3 separate regions of the Homo sapiens genome follow, and all the other regions are linked to region 2. A link is a contact called in ENCODE Hi-C or POLR2A ChIA-PET data. All regions are on one chromosome and are shown on one strand. The core of a region is the stretch at or near the end of the contact, and the rest is flanking DNA. Distances in the headings are between cores, read along the strand shown.

Region 1 (2,700 bases), core at 31-2,530, 1.1 Mb before region 2:
CACTGTGAATAGAATAAAACCCTACCAGGCCTGCACCGTCAGCCCCTGCCCACCTCTCAACCCAGTCTCCTATCTCTGTCTGCAAGCTGGTTCCCACCTCAAGGCCTCTCTGCTCTAGAGGCTACCTCTCCCTGCAGCGCTTTTCCCCTAGATCTTTGAATGGCTCTTTCCTTATCATTCACTTCTACTTCAATGTCACCTCTTCAGAGAGGCCTTTGCTGATGGCCCTACACCCAGTCACTTTTTTTTATCTGCTTCTCATCAAAATTGCCTTGCTGATTCCTTTGTTTCTTATTCATCCTCTCCCACATCCATCCTCTCCCAGCCCAGAATGTTGACTTCCTGAGAGAGGGACTGGGTCTGTCCTGCTCACCATGGTAACCTCGGCATCTAGAACAGTGCCTGCCATCACGTGGTAGGTGCTCAGTAAATATTCTTGGAACTAATGAATGAATAATTCTATCCACAAGACTTCACAATGGCTCTTCATGCTGCGATCTAGCTTTCAACTCCAAACTGGTCTTGAGATCTCACCTCAGTCTCTAACCTTGACATCTAACCTCTTCACCCACTCTCTTACCTGACCCTAATTTTTAAAAATGACGTGGTCAGCTTTTCAGCCCCCTCATTCCCTGTTTTTAGGAGGTAGTGAGTGGAAGCTGGAAGAATAAGAAAGCTTGGGGAGACTGCAATTGCAGTCAGGAAAGAAAGGTACTCTGCCGGGAAGAACACCCCATCTTCTCCTAGGGAAAGATTGTGGAGTCCTGGGGTTTGTTTTGTTTTTCAATTTTTTGTTTTAAGAGACAGCGTCTCGCTCTGTCACCCAGGCTGGAGTGCAGTGGCGCAATCACAGCTCACTGCAACTTCGACCTCCCCGGCTCAAGTGATCCCCCCGCCTCAGCCTCGTGAGTAGCTGGGACCACAGGCGTGCACCACCACGCCCGGCTAACATTTTATTTTTTGTGGATATAAGGTTGCCCTATTTCTTTGTGGAGATAAAGGCTCCCCTATGTTGCCCAGGCTGGTCTCGAACTCCTGGCTTCAAGCGATGCTTTCGCCTCGGCCTCCACAAAGTGCTGGGTTCACAGGTGCGTGAGCCCGACCTGTGTCTCGTTTTGAAGCTCAGGGAGAGGGCGCTGTGAGCAATCCCTAAACCCTTTAAGAGTAAAAAGTGCGTGCACCTTTAAGAGGACGGTTAGAAAACGCGGGGCGTGGCCACAGGAGAATAAGTTCGCGCTGAACCAGGAGCGTGGGATAAGACCGGCCCCTTCCGGTTACGAAACCTTAGCAAGATGGCGGCTCCCTGGGCGGTAAGTGACCGGAGTTCCTAGAGCCCCAAATTTGAAGTCCGCTCTACAGCCTCCGCATTCAGGGCCTCTGTTGGCGGCCACGAGAGCAGAAAGCCGTGAGGCAGCAGGCTAAGCCTGGCAAGCCCCGTACTGGGAGTGCAAACCTGTGGCTAGTGGGGGCCAGGAAGGATCTGTGAGGGTCGCAGGCGGAGGAGACGCTTTAGCGAGCGAGAGGAGGCAGGGACTTGGCTGAGAGTATCCAATGGGGATGAGGGAGTGGCTGCCGAAGAGCGACGCGACTAACCAATCAGAGGGAGGGATGACACAAGGAGCTAATGGACAGGCAAGGGTGGGGCCTGTAGGATAAGAGAGCTTGGAAGGGATTGTTCGAGGATGTGGGATTTGGTCTTAGAAGACCGAAGGATGAATGTAAGGAAAGTTAGTGGGAGATTGACGAATTTTTACAGAAAACTCAAAAGCATGATGGGTGGGGGAACCAAGAGGTCAATTTGGAGGTTCTAAGGGCATGATCTGGGTGAAATTAAGAGGAGAATTTGAGATATTCTTTCAGAGGATTTAAAATCAAGGAATGAATTTAGGGAAAATTAAAGAGGTTGGCAGCTTTAAACTTTTGAGGAAAATAAGGGTTTGGGTAAAATTATCGAGATAATTTGAAAAAAAAAAAGAATTTGGTTAAAGCAAAGAGAAATTGGGGTAGATTAAGAGGAGACCTTGAAAGCAAAATTGAAGAGTTTGGGGGCTTCTTCCCATTGGCCACACCCCTCGACTTTCTTACTCTCCTCTTCAAAGCTCATGCTTTTTATACCCTTCTCGGTTCAGGGGTGTCCAATCTTTTGGCTTCCCTGGGCCACGCTGTTCGAAGAAGAAGAATTGTCTTGGGCCACACATAAAATACACTAACCATAACTGATGAGCCAAAAAAAAAAAAAAAAAAATCACAAAAATATCCTCCTAATGTTTTAAGAAAGTTTGCATGTTTGTGTTGGGCTGCATGCAGGCGGCGGGTTGGACAAGCTTGGTTGGTTTTAGGGATTGCTCAGAGCACCCTCTCCTTGAGGTTTGGAGATAAGTTTTTAAGATTATATTCTGGGGAAAGAAAGAAGTCATTTGGGAAGACCCCAGCAGAAGAATTGGGTAATTAAGGGGCAAATCTGTGGAAAATTAAGAGGTCAAATAATGCAGGTTTTGAGTGATAAGGGTTTGGGGGAAAGTTAGAGGAAGAATTTAGGAAAATCAACAATATATGGCTAGTCGAGAAAATTTAGGGTTCACTAAGGGGAGGAGGAACTTGGAAAAAACATGGGGAAATTTTTGGAATCTCAAAGACAGTTTTGAAGTTTTGAAGGAAGAACTTAGGGTGAGTTGGGAAGCAGAGGGATTGAGGTTCATG
Region 2 (2,700 bases), core at 139-2,638:
GTTTCTCCATGTTGATCAGGCTGGTCTCGAACTCCCGACATCAGGTGATCCGCCCACCTTGGCCTCCTAAAGTGCTGGGATTACAGGCATGAGCCACCGCACCCGGCCGAGGGTGACATGGTTAATAACAATATTAGCCAAAAACACCATGTCAAGCTGAGCCTACCACAAGAATAAACTCACAGAATCGTCACACTCAGCCCTGATGTGGATGTCCCCGTGTGCATTTTGCAGATGAAGCTGGGATTGGAAAGGTGCCATAAGGCAGTCAAGGTATCCAGAGGTGTAGTGGTGGGGCTGGGATTCTGACACACCCCAGGTAATGGGCTGCAGTACCCCGTATGTTATGTGAGATGTGACACGGGGAAATGACGAAGACACGGAGGGAAGAAAAATAACTGTAAGGCTGGGTGGCTCCTTATGGGGAAAACTGGAAGCATGAGGAGTGGATGGTGACTGGTCAGAGGAACAGTGATGCCAAGGGAGGGACAAAGACACAAGGGGTAATGATGACGTAAGAGTTGCATTAGCGCGATTTAAGAAGAGCGATGGGGACAGTAGCCATGCGAAGGTGACTTGGGGGTATGATGAGGGTTTAAAGAGAAATGAGGATTTTATAAAGGAGAAATGGCAACAAAAGCAGGATGCAGGTAACATATGGCGATGACGAATTTAAAGGGAGCGATTACGACCTATGGTGGCAAAGAGGGCTTACAGGGAACGAAAGCGAGTTAAGGGCGTTGATGACAACAAGAGGAGTTGTGAGGATTTAAAGAGGGTGATGGCGACAGAAGGAGTTGTGAGGATTTAAGTGGGATGAGACAGAAGGAGAGGAATGGTGACATAAAGAGACCGAGGACGACATAAATTATAGCGTGGAAGACAACGCTATAATTATATATATTATATTCCATATATTATATTCCATATAATATATATTATATTCCATGCATTATAGCGTGGAAGACAACACGAGGAGGGTAGCCGAGGCGCCGCGCCCCCAGATCGCACAGTACCTGCACTCCACGTCTCCCACTCCGAGACCCAGCCCCACACGCACCTTCCAGGCTGTATCCCCGCCTGACGGCCCCTCCTAGCCGCGCGCAGGCGCACTACGGCTAGACTGCAGGCCGGCGGGGGCCAGGCATGCGCCTTTCTCATTGGCCGCGCCGCTTGCTAGCTTCGGGCGGAGGGGAGCGCCGGGCCGACGGTGGGCGGTCACGTGACGGTTACGACTGCACTCTCGCTGGTGTCGGTGGGCGGTCACGTGATGGTTATGGCCGCACTCTCGCTGGTGGCGGCCTGTTGGGGTAGAGCGGCCGCGGACGAGTCAGTTCAGCTTCCGGCGGTGAGAGGATGCTTCCGGGGCGGGCAGCCCGGGCCGGGGGAGGAGTGTCTGACAGTTGGCGCCGCCGGGAGGGAGGGCGGGCGGCGCGAGTGGGCGCGGGCCCGGTGGGCCAGGTGAGGCGCGGGCCGGGGGTGGTGGGACTGGGCCGGTTGCGGTAGGGACGGGTGGCGTCCGGGTGTCTGGACTCAGTTCGGGCTCCGTTGTACGGCTTCGGACTTACGATTTGTTTCTTTGAGCCTCAGTTTCCTCCCCTGTGGAATGGGGGTTAGAATCCGACTGTATCACCGGCTTTATAAATGGGAGTGAGAAGTCAGGTCGTGTACGTTGGATGCCTTAGCTCAGCGCCTCCGCATAACGCTCACTTCGTTACTATACTATTATTATTAGTATTGATGTTTGAGCGCTTAGTATGAAAAATTGTTGGGTTTGGAAGCCGTCGAATTTTGGTTCAAGTCCCGCTCCACTGTGCGGCAGTGGGGCCTGTGTCTTCGCTTCCTTGAACCCCGTTTTTTCTCATCTGTACAATGAGAGCAGATAGTCCCAATATCATAGGGTCGTCTTGAGGATTCTGATGAAATCTGTGTGTGTAAAGATTTTAAGCAGAGGGGCTGGCACAGTGAGAGCTCGTGGATTGGGACTATAATGATAATGATTCTGAGAGTCATTGGTGTAGCTGGGAATTCCAGGGAAGCTGGGGGAGAAAGCTCAGAGACAGCAATAGGAAAAACTTAGAATTGGAGCCGGGGAAATCGACATCCTGTCACTTACTATTTGACCAATTTTGCTGAGTCCTGAAGTACTAGTTTTTTTCTTTTTCTTGATAATGACTAGTGCATTTTTTTCCCCAGTAAGTTAATTTGAGAAGGCAAATTTGCATTGCTGTCTTCTTCTTTTTTTTTTCTTTGAGACGGAGTTTCGCTCTTGTTGCCCAGGCTGGAGTGCAATGGTGCAATTTCGTCTCACCGCAACCTCCGCTTCCTGGGTTCAAGGGATTCTCCTGCCTCAACCTTCCGAGTAGCTGGGATTACAGGCATGCGCCACCACGCCCGGCTAATTTTTTTTGTATTTTAGTAGAGACGGGGTTTCTGCATGTTGGTCAGGCTGGTCTCGAACTTCTGACTTCAGGTGATCTGCCCGCCTCTGCCTCCCAAAGTGCTGGGATTACAGGTGTGAGCCACCGTGCCCGGCGCATTGCTGTCTTCAATGGAAAACTAGCATTGCTGGCCATGAGAGGAAGGAAAAGTTCAGGTAAAATACAATGGAAACTGAACAGCCCATTACATTGTACACTGAAATGGAAAGATAATTGAAAAGGAATACTACGTATTCCCTTTGAATAGGGATACTGTTCA
Region 3 (2,700 bases), core at 201-2,700, 1.0 Mb before region 2:
GGCTGCCCTGACATGGGGTCATGGAGGAGGATAACACAGAGAGGAAATTCAGCAGAGGTCTGATTAGAAGGGCCTTGAATGTTGAAGAGGTTGGACTTTATACTGAGGGCACTGGGGAGCTATGGAAGGATCCTTAGCAGGGGAGTAACATGGATTTGGAAAGATCACTTTGGCTGCTGTGTGGGGATAGATAAGACGGTGGGAGCCTAGAAAGGAGGCTGGGTTGGAAACTCTGGGACAGAAACCCAGAGAGGAAAAGACTGGGCCTGGGGTCTCCAGTGAGTATCAGGGAGTGGGGAATCAGCAGGAGTCTGGTCCCCACCCATCCCTCCTTTCCCCTCTCTCTCCTTTCCTGCAGGCTGGCCCCGGCTCCATTTCCAGGTGTGGTCCCAGGACAGCTTTGGCCGCTGCCAGCTTGCAGGCTATGGATTTTGCCATGTGCCCAGTAGCCCGGGCACCCACCAGCTGGCCTGCCCCACGTGGCGGCCCCTGGGCAGTTGGCGAGAACAGTTGGCACGGGCTTTCGTGGGTGGTGGGCCGCAGCTGCTGCATGGGGACACCATCTACAGTGGGGCCGACCGCTATCGCCTGCACACAGCTGCTGGTGGCACCGTGCACCTGGAGATCGGCCTGCTGCTCCGCAACTTCGACCGCTACGGCGTGGAGTGCTGAGGGACTCTGCCTCCAACGTCACCACCATCCACACCCCGGACACCCAGTGATGGGGGAGGATGGCACAGTGGTCAAGAGCACAGACTCTAGAGACTGTCAGAGCTGACCCCAGCTAAGGCATGGCACCGCTTCTGTCCTTTCTAGGACCTCGGGGTCCCTCTGGGCCCAGTTTCCCTATCTGTAAATTGGGGACAGTAAATGTATGGGGTCGCAGGGTGTTGAGTGACAGGAGGCTGCTTAGCCACATGGGAGGTGCTCAGTAAAGGAGAGCAATTCTTACAGGTGTCTGCCTCCTGACCCTTCCATCCTTCAGGTGTCCTGTTGCCCCCTCCTCCCACTGACACCCTCCGGAGGCCCCCATGTTGACAGACCCTCTTCTCCTACCTTGTTTCCCAGCCTGACTCTCCTTCCGTTCTGGGTCCCCCTCCTCTGGTCGGCTCCCCTGTGTCTCATCCCCCGGATTAAGCCTTCTCCGCCTGGTCCTCTTTCTCTGGTGACCCACACCGCCCGCAAAGCCACAGCGCATCTGGATCACCCGCTTTGGTGGCGCTTGGCCGCCAGGAGGCAGCACCCTGTTTGCGGGGCGGAGCCGGGGTGCCCGCCCCCTTTCCCCCAGGGCTGAAGGGACCCCCCTCGGAGCCCGCCCACGCGAGATGAGGACGGTGGCCCAGCCCCCCCATGCCCTCCCCCTGGGGGCCGCCCCCGCTCCCGCCCCGTGCGCTTCCTGGGTGGGGCCGGGGGCGGCTTCAAAACCCCCTGCCGACCCAGCCGGTCCCCGCCGCCGCCGCCCTTCGCGCCCTGGGCCATCTCCCTCCCACCTCCCTCCGCGGAGCAGCCAGACAGCGAGGGCCCCGGCCGGGGGCAGGGGGGACGCCCCGTCCGGGGCACCCCCCCGGCTCTGAGCCGCCCGCGGGGCCGGCCTCGGCCCGGAGCGGAGGAAGGAGTCGCCGAGGAGCAGCCTGAGGCCCCAGAGTCTGAGACGAGCCGCCGCCGCCCCCGCCACTGCGGGGAGGAGGGGGAGGAGGAGCGGGAGGAGGGACGAGCTGGTCGGGAGAAGAGGAAAAAAACTTTTGAGACTTTTCCGTTGCCGCTGGGAGCCGGAGGCGCGGGGACCTCTTGGCGCGACGCTGCCCCGCGAGGAGGCAGGACTTGGGGACCCCAGACCGCCTCCCTTTGCCGCCGGGGACGCTTGCTCCCTCCCTGCCCCCTACACGGCGTCCCTCAGGCGCCCCCATTCCGGACCAGCCCTCGGGAGTCGCCGACCCGGCCTCCCGCAAAGACTTTTCCCCAGACCTCGGGCGCACCCCCTGCACGCCGCCTTCATCCCCGGCCTGTCTCCTGAGCCCCCGCGCATCCTAGACCCTTTCTCCTCCAGGAGACGGATCTCTCTCCGACCTGCCACAGATCCCCTATTCAAGACCACCCACCTTCTGGTACCAGATCGCGCCCATCTAGGTTATTTCCGTGGGATACTGAGACACCCCCGGTCCAAGCCTCCCCTCCACCACTGCGCCCTTCTCCCTGAGGACCTCAGCTTTCCCTCGAGGCCCTCCTACCTTTTGCCGGGAGACCCCCAGCCCCTGCAGGGGCGGGGCCTCCCCACCACACCAGCCCTGTTCGCGCTCTCGGCAGTGCCGGGGGGCGCCGCCTCCCCCATGCCGCCCTCCGGGCTGCGGCTGCTGCCGCTGCTGCTACCGCTGCTGTGGCTACTGGTGCTGACGCCTGGCCGGCCGGCCGCGGGACTATCCACCTGCAAGACTATCGACATGGAGCTGGTGAAGCGGAAGCGCATCGAGGCCATCCGCGGCCAGATCCTGTCCAAGCTGCGGCTCGCCAGCCCCCCGAGCCAGGGGGAGGTGCCGCCCGGCCCGCTGCCCGAGGCCGTGCTCGCCCTGTACAACAGCACCCGCGACCGGGTGGCCGGGGAGAGTGCAGAACCGGAGCCCGAGCCTGAGGCCGACTACTACGCCAAGGAGGTCACCCGCGTGCTAATGGTGGAAACCCACAACGGTGAGCTCGGAGGGGCAG

What was found. Hi-C counts contacts between places; a loop is a spot of excess contacts on that map. ChIA-PET counts read pairs that join two places held with the same protein, here RNA polymerase II (POLR2A). Pooled maps may share reads with other maps.
Region 1: a map of CD4-positive, alpha-beta T cell shows a loop between it and region 2 (4-fold over the local background). The contact joins the promoter of DMAC2 here to the promoter of C19orf47 in region 2. A Hi-C loop is called at or near these places in 1 of 168 maps with a recorded cell type or tissue (CD4-positive, alpha-beta T cell) and 7 of 50 pooled maps. POLR2A ChIA-PET finds 5 or more read pairs at or near these places in 1 of 52 experiments (CD8-positive, alpha-beta memory T cell).
Region 3: a loop to region 2 is called in a pooled map, with 8 times the contacts of the local background. The contact joins the promoter of TGFB1 here to the promoter of C19orf47 in region 2. A Hi-C loop is called at or near these places in 1 of 168 maps with a recorded cell type or tissue (naive thymus-derived CD4-positive, alpha-beta T cell), 1 of 37 single-sample maps with no recorded cell type and 9 of 50 pooled maps. POLR2A ChIA-PET finds 5 or more read pairs at or near these places in 2 of 52 experiments (GM10248 and GM12878).

Annotation. Positions count from the first base shown.
Region 1 is chr19:41,438,492-41,441,191 of GRCh38, reverse strand. It overlaps DMAC2 (distal membrane arm assembly component 2), which reads left to right and starts at 1,280. Exons shown (of 6, transcript NM_018035.3): 1 at 1,280-1,310. The coding sequence starts at 1,293. RefSeq lists an enhancer at 1,376-1,545.
Region 2 is chr19:40,347,085-40,349,784 of GRCh38, reverse strand. C19orf47 (chromosome 19 open reading frame 47) reads left to right here and starts at 1,388. Exons shown (of 9, transcript NM_001256441.2): 1 at 1,388-1,461. It overlaps PLD3 (phospholipase D family member 3), which reads right to left and starts at 1,090. Exons shown (of 13, transcript NM_012268.4): 1 at 1,017-1,090. RefSeq lists an enhancer at 1,144-1,433 and a silencer at 1,424-1,513.
Region 3 is chr19:41,352,672-41,355,371 of GRCh38, reverse strand. It overlaps TGFB1 (transforming growth factor beta 1), which reads left to right and starts at 1,450. Exons shown (of 7, transcript NM_000660.7): 1 at 1,450-2,682. The coding sequence starts at 2,328. B9D2 (B9 domain containing 2) reads left to right here. Exons shown (of 4, transcript NM_030578.4): 4 at 359-955. The coding sequence ends at 672. RefSeq lists enhancers at 573-1,074, 998-1,147 and silencers at 1,148-1,677, 1,828-1,897, 2,198-2,277, 2,438-2,700.